Regions from separate parts of the Homo sapiens genome. Here region 1 is linked to region 2. Evidence: chromatin contacts called from ENCODE Hi-C or POLR2A ChIA-PET data. All regions are on one chromosome and are shown on one strand. The core of a region is the stretch at or near the end of the contact, and the rest is flanking DNA. Distances in the headings are between cores, read along the strand shown.

Region 1 (5,383 bases), core at 1,354-3,853, 630 kb before region 2:
CAGGCTGGAGTGCAGTGGTGCACTCCCGGCTCACTGCAACCTCTGCCTCCCGGGTTCGAGTGATTCTCCTGCCTCAGCCTCCCGAGTACCTGGGATTATAGGTGTGTGCCACCATGCCCCGCTAATTTTTGTACTTTTAGTAGAGATGGGGTTTCATCATGTTGGCCAGGCTGATCTCAAACTCCTGGCCTCAAGTGATTCACCCACCTCAGCCTCCCAAATTGCTGGGATTACAAGCGTGAGCCGCCAAGCCCAGTCTGCACACTCACTTTGAAAAAGGATTTGTATAGCTTGTAATAAGACGTTACTATACTTGTATTCTGGGCAGATAAAATAATGGCAGAGAGCAGACTTCCTTTAGAAAAAGGAGGAAATAATGTATCAGAAACCAAGGATGAATCACTTACTGTTAAGTCTGCCCTAATTAAAAATAAATAAGTAAAATAGTGACCTTTTTAAAGCTGGGTGTGGTGGTGCACACCTATAGTCCCAGCTACTCCAGATGCTGAGGCGGAAGGATCGCTTGAGATAGAAGTTTGAGGCCAGTCTGGACAACAGAGTGAAACCCTGTCTCTTAAAAAAAAAAAAATTACTATCTTAACCATTTTACACATACAATTCAGTAGTATTACCTATTTTCAGAACTTTTTCATCTTGAAAAACTGAAGCTTTATAGCCACTGAACAACTCTCCATTTTCCCCTTCCTTGAGCCGCCAGCAATCATCGGTCTAATTTCTGTCTCTAGAAATTAGATTGCTTTAGAAACCTCATGTAAGTAGAATCACATGGTATTTATATTTTTGTTGCTGGCCTATTTCACATAGCATACATAATGTCCTCAAGCTTCACCTATGTTGTAGCACATGACAGAATTTCCTTTTTTTTTTTTTTTTTTTTTTTTGAGACGGAGTCTCACTTTGTCGCCCAGGCTGGAGTGCAGTGGTGCGATCTCGGCTCACTGCAAGCTCCGCCTCCCGGGTTCACGCCATTCTCCTGCCTCAGCCTCCCGAGTAGCTGGGACTACAGGCACCCTCCACCACGCCCGGCTAATTTTTTGTATTTTTAGTAGAGACGGGGTTTCACCGTGTTAGCCAGGATGGTCTCGATCTCCTGACCTCGTGATCTGCCCGCCTCGGCCTCCCAAAGTCCTGGGATTACAGGCGTGAGCCACCACGCCCGGCCTCAGAATTTCCTTCTTTTTAAAGGCTGAATAATATTCCGTGGCATGTGAACACCACATTTTATCTGCTAATCTATCAAAGCAAATATTTTGCAAATAATTTTTCCAATTCCAAAGGTTGTCTTTTCCATTGATTATTTCCTTTTATATGCAGAAGTTTTTAAGTTTGATGTAGTCCCATTTGTCTACTTTTGTTTTTGTTGTCTGTGCTTTTGGTGTCATAGCCAATAAATCATTGCCAAGTCCAATATCATGAAGATTTCCCCTATGTTTTTGAGGGGAAAAATCTCAAACCGTTTTTCCTCTGCTCTCATGCCACAACAATAAACACAGAAGACTTCTGTGACCAAATGCGTAGTGATTTCTCCCCATTAACAAGAAGGCAATCAATTCTGCAGCAGACACTGGTTGGGTATCCTCCTATTTAATTCTGACACTGTCTACCTGGAGATAGCATCAGATCCTGATACAACACCTAAACAAAATTTATTTAGGCAGTTAGTGAGGATAAAAGAGTCCTCAGTAAGGTTTGCCTTTTAATAAAAAGAAGCCCCAAATCATTTCTTTTCTAACAAAAAGAGCCTGAAAACTCAAGCTGCAAACATAGATAAGCAAACTGGAAGCTTGCATAGGCGAATGCCAGCAGCTGTGCCAATAGGAAAGGGATACTTGGAAGTCAGGTATATTCAATATTGAAGTTCCCTTTTCCCTTTTCTTTGTTGCCACGTGTGCAGTAAAAAAGCAGGCAACAAGGCCTGGGCTAGGTAGAGGTGCCATTTGCATAATAACAGATGAGGGTGGGATGGCCAGCCTCTTCCTGTGCTATGTAAATGGAACACCTGGTCCAACCAATCCTCTGTGCCCTACGTAAATAAGACACCGCTTCCTCAAGCTCATCTATAAAAGCAACCGCATCTCGCTGTAAACCCGGAAACCTGTTCGGGACTCCTTCCTCTGCACAGGGAAGGTCTCTTCTTTCTTTTGCCTGCTAAACTTCCGCTCTTGAACCCACTCCTTTTGTGTCCCCATCCTCGATTTCCTTGGCGTGGGGCAACAAACCACACGTATTACCCCAGACAACCATGCTGCTTCAATCTCACAGGTTGAGAGCTCATTCCCACAAGACTGCCCCCTTATTTCCGATGCCAATTGCAAGCCCCAGGTTTTACCTGTTATGACTGAATGACTATAAATTGAGGGTCCCATGGCCCCCTCCTTGTGTTCAACTGATTTGCTAGATTGCCTAACAGAACTAGAGGAAACACTAACTTATGTTTACCGGTTTATTATGAAGGCTATTACAAAGGATACAGATGAAGAGATACATAGGATAAGGTATGTGAGAAGGACTGCAGAGATTCTATGCCCTTCCCAGCAGCCTCTGCATGTTCAGCTATCAGGAAGCTCTCTACTAAAAATAGAAAAATTAGTTGGGCGTGGTGGCAGGCGCCTGTAATCCCAGCTATTCAGCAGGCTGAGGCAGGAGAATTGCTTGAACCTGGGAGGTGAAAGTTGGAGTGAGCCGAGATCGCCCCACCGCACTCCAGCCTGGGCGACAAGAGCAAAACTCTGTCTCAAAAAAAAAAAAAAAAAAAAAAAAAAAGGAAGTAGTGACACGAAACACTGTCTCCACACTCCACCCTTATAACCTCCAGCTGGCACCCTGAATGGTCTGGCCTCTCCCTGGGGGCGGATAGGGCAGGAGACACTAAAGTATTAATTATCTTTTTTGATCATGGCTGTAACTGTTCTGCGCCATCTTCAACAGGTGAGACTAAGGAGGGAATCACAGCTAGTCATCTCAGCCAGGCCAGTAGGGGGCGCAGTGCAGTGATCATTCCCTGGGGCCAAGGCTGTCTCCTTGCAGGTTCATCTCAGCTCTGCAGCAATGCCTACTTCTTTCCATCCGCTCCGAGGCTGTTACTAAGTATGTGGAGCTCCTTTTCAACAACTCGCTTACTACAAAGTCCTGCTCATTAAAAGGCGAAGGTGGTAGTGGTAGAGGACTAGATGGGCTAAGTATTTGCTCAACTGCTCTATCTTGCTTTGTAACTACCAAACCATTTCTGGGTGAGATCATGGGGACACCAGATTCTTCACATCCTTTCCTCATTTGCTCAAGACGAGATAATCACAAACAGAACTTTAAGAAACCACCTGTATAAACATACTTGGCGTATCTTCTGGGAATGGAATTATTGAATAGTAACCGATTGTCAGCCTGAACAGGGTGACTTGTTGCCCTCCAGTGGTAAATTCAATCAGTGTTTGTACCGTCAACGTCCCCGCTCAATCACCGTTAAACACTTAGGCAACCAAGTGTCAGCCACAAAGTTAAAAAACAGTCCTTGTTTTCATGGAGCTTGCCAAATAAATATAAGCAAATGGTATAAAATCCCTTCCCTAGGGAGCATGCTAGACACACCCGCAGGTACAGACACAGATGGGGCATGATGACTTCTCCACGTGTATGCAGTGGAGTTCTTTTAGGGAGATTTCAGAGTGGATGATGTACTTTTATACTACAACATTTAGAATAATCTCTCTAAGTACAATTCCAGAATATTAAAAGTATTATAAAATTTGGGAATAGACAACAGAGTCAAGTACACAAAAAGCCTATTATATATTTAAGGACTATGTTTAGAAAAAAGGGTCCTTTTACTGGAAAGATAGGAAAATAGGTTTTTCTTCTTAACTTTGATGTATCCAGAAAATCTGGGAGGGAGGCTCAAGGGTGGTGAGTCACTGTGAGACGTAATGTTTAATTTAATCCAGCTATTGAGTGATAAAATTTTTCAACTTCCTCCCTTTTCTCAAGACCTTAAAAAAAAAAAAAAACAACAGAACATCTTCTCTGCCAACATTTTTTTTCTTTTGAGATGGAGTCTCGCTCTGTCGCCCAGCCTGGAGTGCAGTGGTGCGATCTTAGCTCACTGTAACCTCCGCCTCCCGGGTTCAATCGATTCTCCTGCCTCAGCCTCCCCAGTAGCTGGGATTACAGGCACATGCCACCATGCTTGGCTAATTTTTGTATTTTTAGTAGAGACGGGGTTTCACCATGTTGGCCAGGCTGGAACTGCCAACATTTTCTTCATCCTAATCATTAATCACTTCTTCACCCACAAAATGTCCTTTGCTAGAACATGAGTTCCAAGTGGAGACAGATCACAGAAAGGGGAGGAAAACTCAGAAATCCTTTGTTATGAGAACTATCGAATTCTCCTCTTGCCTTTGTTCCCCTCAGGTAAAGAAAAAGATTGCTATTTTTCCATCAATATCATACCACAAATATCCACCTATATTTATGTTGCCCTCAAGAGTTGTAATTCTATTATCATCCTACTCAAGAAAAAAGGTAGTGAGAAACAACTGGAAGTTACTGGTATTTTGTTATTACTAAGTACCAGGGCATTTCTTGGGCATTAGGGATGATTTATTTATTATTTGTGTCCTTGTCCACTGTAAAAAAGGGAAGCTTAAAAACACAAGTGTGTGTTCAGGTTCCCAGCCTGAATACAAATTGTATTCAATTTCCGAGTGAAATGTGTCCAGACAGCAGGAGAGATCTACTTATCTGTGAGACTGAAGAGCCTCCTTGGAACGAACTAATCCTGAAAGAAGAACTACTTGTGAAGGGCAAACAGTTTAGTTCAAGAAAGCAAGGCTATGCAATACCACAGCAAACTTCATTCAATGAAGACTGAGCTCCAGCCATGTCTTAAGAGCGGGAAGAAAAAGCAGCAAACAGGCTCTATCTCCACAGGCTCTGGGGACAGTGACGGCTGCAGTGGCTCCTTCAGGATGCTCAACCCTGGGCTCTGGAACACCAAGCACAGGCCTCAGCTCTTCCATGATGAATACCTTTTAAAGGCATCAGCTGCAGCATCTCTGTTGCATACAAATTCACTAAGTACAAAAAAACTCCTAGACTTTTGGGCCCATTGCTTATTACATAAAATTGTTTCCAGCAGTAGGGTTTAAGACAAAACACAAGTGAAATAAAATGTACAAGTTTGTTCCATAGAAACACTGAAAACACGGTTATGTCCTTCTACAATTCAGTAAAACAAACACTGCCACAAACACCCTCAGGTTCACAGTTTAGATTTCATTCATTCAATAATTATTTTCTAAGTACTTTCATTACTGGGGATGCAGTAATGAATAATAAGGTCCCTGTTTTCTTGGAGCCTCTGTTC
Region 2 (5,567 bases), core at 2,539-5,038:
TCACAGCTGCTAAAAGCTGCCTCAGACTGCCCAAACACAGGCTGAATATTGTTATATGGGATTGGTATCGACATGCAATGTAGACTGGTCCCTGGCCTGCTTTGGGACTCTAGCCCCCAGTAATTTGTACTGCGTTCCTGTCAGTCCTAACTCCAGCAGCGGCTTAAAGGATACAATCATTCAGTACAATGAAAATCCCTAGCACATGACTTCTTAGGCTCTTGCTAAATATCTTTAGGAAAATGTATGAGAAAAGTTTTGACAAAACACTGCAGAAACCATTTTAAGCTACTTTGCAAAAACATTTTGATCATGAAAGCTTACCTTTTACTTGTAACCTTAGTGACATTGCTGTTGCTTTGGGACCGAGAGCCAACTTGAACAACTTGAATACAGCTCTAATCTTGAAGGTTGAGCCCTGTTTCTGGCTCCGGCACTTTGATTTCCACAAGAATCTTTGTGTTTCATTAAAATAAACCCCCTTCACTTGATCTCTCTTCAGTTGGTCTCTTGTTCCAAATGAAAATACTTCATTTTTATCTATCACAAGTTTCCTGTTTTCTCTAGTGGCAATTTCCTGTCTATGATACCTGCAAGTTATTTTTCAATCTGTTTTTTTTCCACAGTGATTCTGCTCTCAAGCTTACTAGTTTTTTATTCATAGGATTTCCATTTTTCTAATTTAAAATCTTATCCTTCACTGGTTACAATGAATTTCTTTAAAGAAAAAGCTAATGCTATTTGTAACCTACTGTTGCGTTGCCTTTCAAGACCACTGTTTTCTGTTCGAGCCATTTCTTTCTCAGTCATTGGTGGGGAACATGGCCAGGTACAACTAGGGTCTGCAGATCCTGCTATACTAGGACCAGGATCTGCAGAGCACTATACTAATAACTCTGCAGATCCTGATCCTGATATAAAAGTTAGCTTAGCCTGTGTAACCTGAAAAGAAGCTGTTAAAGGTTACTGAATCAGACTGTTAATATTTCCCTGATCTTCCATGTTGTCTAGCATTTTTGACAAAAAAACAAAAAACAAAAAACGAGCACTACTACTATATTGCCACTATGTGATTTTTTTTTAACCTATGAAAATAACAATTCCATGTTTCAACATAATGAATTGCATATTTCAACTAGAGTTGCCCATAGGAGAAATAACTTGCTCACAAATCAACATCTAGAATTTAGGGTGTTTGTCTTTAATTTGTTCTATTGGATGTGATATCTGAAACACCTACCTGGGGCTGTCTCTCTCCTGATGGAAAGTCACATCAGCCTTGTGTTAATTTCTTGTAGCTGGTGTTACAAATTACCATGAACTGGGTGGTTTAAAACAACAAAAATGTATTTTCTTGCAGTTCTGGAGGCCAGAACCAACAGGGCCATGCTCCTTCCAAAGGCTCTAGGCTCAAATCCTTCCTTGCCTCTTCCAACTTCTGATGGCTGCTGACATAGCTTGGCTATGGCCACATCGCTCCAATCTCTGCTGCTGTCTTCACATCACTTTTTTTTCTCTCTCTCTCTCTCCTGTGTGCGTGTTTAATTTTCCTCTGCCTCCCTGTTATAAGGACACTTATGATTGCATCTAGGGCTCTAGGGCCCACCTGGATAATTGAAAATAATCTCAAGACCCTTAATCAAATCTGTAAACCTAAATTAACATTCACAGACAAGGATCTCTTTTTGAAGTAGCGTTTTTTAGCCTCCCACAGGCTCTTCATTGCACAGTTTCAAGGGTTGAGTTGGTGTCAGCCTGTCTCTGTAGGCCCTTAGGATCTCACTAAGAAGTTTGTGTATGCCACTTAACCTATATTTTAAGTCACCCTATCCCAAAGACATTTCAAGGTCAGTGAAAATTTTTCCAACTATTGTCAAATGCTGTAACAAAAGTAGAAGTATAAATAGGAAAGAGGGACAAGAAAAAGAAGATAGAACCAATCAAGCCACTAGTCAAATTGCCTTTATGTTTTTCAAACTCTGGGCATGTGTCTTTTTCATGACTAAAATGAGATGTGGAAAAGCTGTGGCCTTCTAACAAATCTAGGAATAAGTCTTGCTACCCCCCAGTTTAATTTGAAGAAAGAAGCTGGAATTCCAACCCAGAACCCAGAAATTTTGACCTAAATCTCCTCAGTCCAAAATAAAAAGGAACCAGGAATATGCAGAACACTTGTTCGTAAAAGAGCTTAGTACCCATGCTTCCCACTATAAGAAAGGAAGCATTTCTAGTGTAGCCTTACAGACACACAGGCATGGTGGAAAGGATTTTGGGCTTTGGAGTAAGCAAGTTTGGTTTCAGTACCCAACTCCTCTTGAAACTGAATGATTTCAGTTGTCATAAAAGGTACCTCTCGGCCGGGCGCGATGGCTCACGCCTGTTATCCCAGCACTTTGGGAGGCCGAGGCGGGTGGATCACGAGGTCAGGAGATCGAGACCATCCTGGCTAACACGGTGAAACCCTGTCTCTACTAAAAATACAAAAATTAGCCGGGCGTGGTGGTGGGCACCTGTAATCCCAGCTACTCGGGAGGCTGAGGCAGGAGAACGGCGTGAACCCGGGAGGCGGAGCTTGCAGTGAGCCGAGATCGCGCCACTGCACTCTAGCCTGGGCGGACAGAGCGAGACTCCGTCTCAAAAAAAAAAAGGTACTTCTCAAGCAACACATTTGATATCAACAGTTTTTTCTGAGACAGTACTGACATAGAAATCCCCTCTAGTTCTTAGAACTAAATCCAAGAATCTTTGTGTTTCTCCTTCATGACTTGAAGTGGCTTCTTTTCTAATAAATTTAGTTCCGTGTCCTGAAACCAGGGTGGGTACAGCTTCTCTAAAATGGACGAAAAAATCAAGTCACATGACAGGGCCTGAAGAGGGAAATGATTTTTGCAACATAACCAAATTTAAATCCTGCTTTGGCTGTTGAAAACCAGAAGGAGAAGAGGTAAAGAAAAAGCAAACGCAAGTGGAGACAGTTTGAGTGCTGGGTTCTTCAGGTTTTCAATTTCTTTCTGCCCTGTTGGCTTTGACTTCATTCTCTTTCTTATTAGGTCTATTCAATGGAAGCAGAAATCTATGGGACACGCTGATATTAGCCAGGAAGCACCATTTGTTGAAAAATGAGGATGAGATAAAAGGGTTAGGTGCCTTTAGTTACTAAATTCCACGGTTGGCAAAAGCTATTCATCCGTCGGTGACAACCACAGCTGTCGTGGCCTCCCTACGGCCATGTTTTGTTGGACTCAGCCTTGAGATCCTGGTTTGTGACGTCCCACTCTCCATCGTATACACCTAAGCACTCTTCGATAGAACCCTGTGAGCTCCAGAACACACAAGAAAAGGCACCGAACAGAACTGTCCCAGAGCAGGCATTAGTTTTTCTTCTGCTACCTATCCAGACACTCAGACTAGGAACTCGGTGCCGTTTGCTGGGCTGTCGACACCATGGACAGCTCTTCAGGCGCCACCTGGTTGGCTCGGCGAGCCGACCGTCCCGAGCCCTTCCTCCTCTCCCGTCAGGCCCGTGGGGGCGGCGGGGTTGGTCCTGACGCCCAGCTTGGGGAGCAGCAATACGCAGCCCCCCAAGCTTTTCTCCGGAGTCCCTCCCCGGCGCTCACGCTCTGAAGAGCCCACGCAAAAGGACCAAGGAGGCCAGATCTTCCCTCTCCCTGCACCCCCGGCGGTGGGATCGCAGCTCTGCCTGGGGGCGGCCGCAGGAGGCAAAGGTAGCTGGAGACTGAGGCTGGGGCCGCCCGCGGGTGCCAGGCCCAGCCGGTCGGCGCAGAGTGGGCGTGGTCTCCCTCCTGATGCCCCGCCCCTTCCCTCGCGCGGGGCGGATCTTCCGCCCCCGGCCGCGGCGCAATGCGGAAGAGATGGGCCTGCTGGAGCGGAAGTGACGCTCCCGGCGGCTGTGGCGGCGGCTGCGGGAGAAGGAGGAGGAGGAGCCGGAGGAAGAGGTGAGCAAGCCGGCGGGGGGCGGGGAGCTGCTGCGGCCAGACCCACGGGCAGCCGGGCGGGCGGACGCCTCCAAGACCAGTCTCTGCCTCCGCAGCGTCAGCGGGAGCGGTGAGGGGCGACCGCGAGCAGCCGGGGTGCGGGAGGACGGGCGGGGTTGTGAGCAGACCACTGGTTGTGCGGGGTGCCGCGTCAGGCTGGGGGCTGTGGTGACAGCGGCTGTCAGCCCGCCCGCGGGAACGAACCGAATCCGCCTGGGCGCCGGGGTATCTCTTCTGGCGCATAAATGGAGGGTTTGGGCTGCTCGGCTCTTCCGTCTCTCCGAGAAGGAGCCGCTTTCCCGGGCAGTCGACTGCCCGGGACCCCCGAGGAGCCCCAGTCGGGTCGGTGCCCCGAGTCGTGACTCTTCCCGGGTGGCCATTCGTATTTATCGGCCCCGCCTGCCGTCCCCCCAGCCGGCGGTAGCCCGGGGCAGGAGAGGCGGCGGTAACCTGTGCCTTTTCCCTTGCCCTTCATCGCCACCCCCGGGAGAGCCTGTCGCGTGGGATAATCCTTTTCCTTCTCCTGCCCCCTAAGGAGCTTTGAACCAGCCTTGTCACCCTTCCCTCCCACCTCCGCTCCTTTCACCTCGAAGGAACTGCTTGAAGTTTCCAAATAGGTTCCCTTTCAACGTAGTGACAGATCTTGAAGCAGGAAGCTGATAAACAGCTCCGGACGAAATACGCTCAAAATTTTTCCTTTCAGTAAGCATAAATTAAACGGGAAACTCAACCAGACCGTTGATTGACTTACAGTGCTAAAACCTTGTCTTGCCTTGGTATGAGAATTGATAGCTTTTCCTCTTGCTTTTTGGTAAAATTAAGTGACGACTTATCTTTTGGAAAAAGCCATTTTCTCCCAGAGCTGTCTGTTTTTTCCCACCCCAACCCCCCATCAAAACCTGGCGGGGAGGGACTTTTGGATGCTTTGCAGTCCTTGCTGCAGAAGGAAACATCAGCTTCATTTGCTTTGCTTTGCTTGGTTTTCGCAGGGCTGCCTCCGAAGAAAGGAGAATGGCGTTCAGTAAAGGATTCCGGATCTATCACAAATTGGATCCCCCACCTTTCAGCCTCATAGTGGAAACTAGGCATAAGGAAGAATGTCTCATGTTCGAGTCTGGGGCTGTCGCTGTGCTCTGTAAGTCATCTGTTAGAGCCCAATTTGTCATGGTCTCTGTTTTGATTTGAAACAATTCAGATGCAACCATTTTTTAGAAAAGAGCCCGACAACCCTTTCACTGTATTTCCTCTAGCAGATTATGCTTGTATTTCCTTTTAATCAAACTTATTTTCCTGCAAACTTTTTGTTAACAGGTTTTTGTTGAGGGGGTGCAGGGAGATGCAGGTTTTGGTTGCAGGATTTTGCTTTCTTGGGTTCTGCTGCTGCTTCTAAAAGTAAATGTTTTTTCCAAAGAAATATTGTTTCAGTTTGTATCATGTATCACATAAACCCATACAGTGTCTTGCTTGACATATTTACTGGTAGGTCAGTTATAGTAGTAGGTATTATCTAATATTATCCAATATTGTTGGAGTATTTCTGTTATGGCCGTTGTGTTTTCATTAAGGGAATTG

What was found. Hi-C counts contacts between places; a loop is a spot of excess contacts on that map. ChIA-PET counts read pairs that join two places held with the same protein, here RNA polymerase II (POLR2A). Pooled maps may share reads with other maps.
Region 1: a pooled map shows a loop between it and region 2 (5-fold over the local background). The contact joins the enhancer-like site here to the promoter of PAXBP1-AS1 in region 2. A Hi-C loop is called at or near these places in 8 of 50 pooled maps. POLR2A ChIA-PET finds 5 or more read pairs at or near these places in 4 of 52 experiments (CD4-positive, alpha-beta memory T cell, WTC11 and activated T-cell).

What each region holds. Positions count from the first base shown.
Region 1 is chr21:33,359,036-33,364,418 of GRCh38, reverse strand. IFNAR1 (interferon alpha and beta receptor subunit 1) reads right to left here. Exons shown (of 11, transcript NM_000629.3): 11 at 4,555-5,383. Among named protein-coding and RNA genes, the nearest start is that of IFNAR1, 37 kb to the right of the region's middle. RefSeq lists a silencer at 2,902-3,196. Within about 2 kb of position 2,603, at least 31 of the 41 ENCODE cell types and tissues checked have a DNase peak (open chromatin) inside an H3K27ac peak, as active enhancers do.
Region 2 is chr21:32,726,335-32,731,901 of GRCh38, reverse strand. PAXBP1-AS1 (PAXBP1 antisense RNA 1) reads right to left here and starts at 3,788. Exons shown (of 4, transcript NR_038879.1): 1 at 1,241-3,788. SYNJ1 (synaptojanin 1) reads left to right here and starts at 3,889. Exons shown (of 33, transcript NM_203446.3): 1 at 3,889-3,956; 2 at 4,985-5,130. The coding sequence starts at 5,007. RefSeq lists enhancers at 3,682-4,182, 4,183-4,683 and a silencer at 3,718-4,217.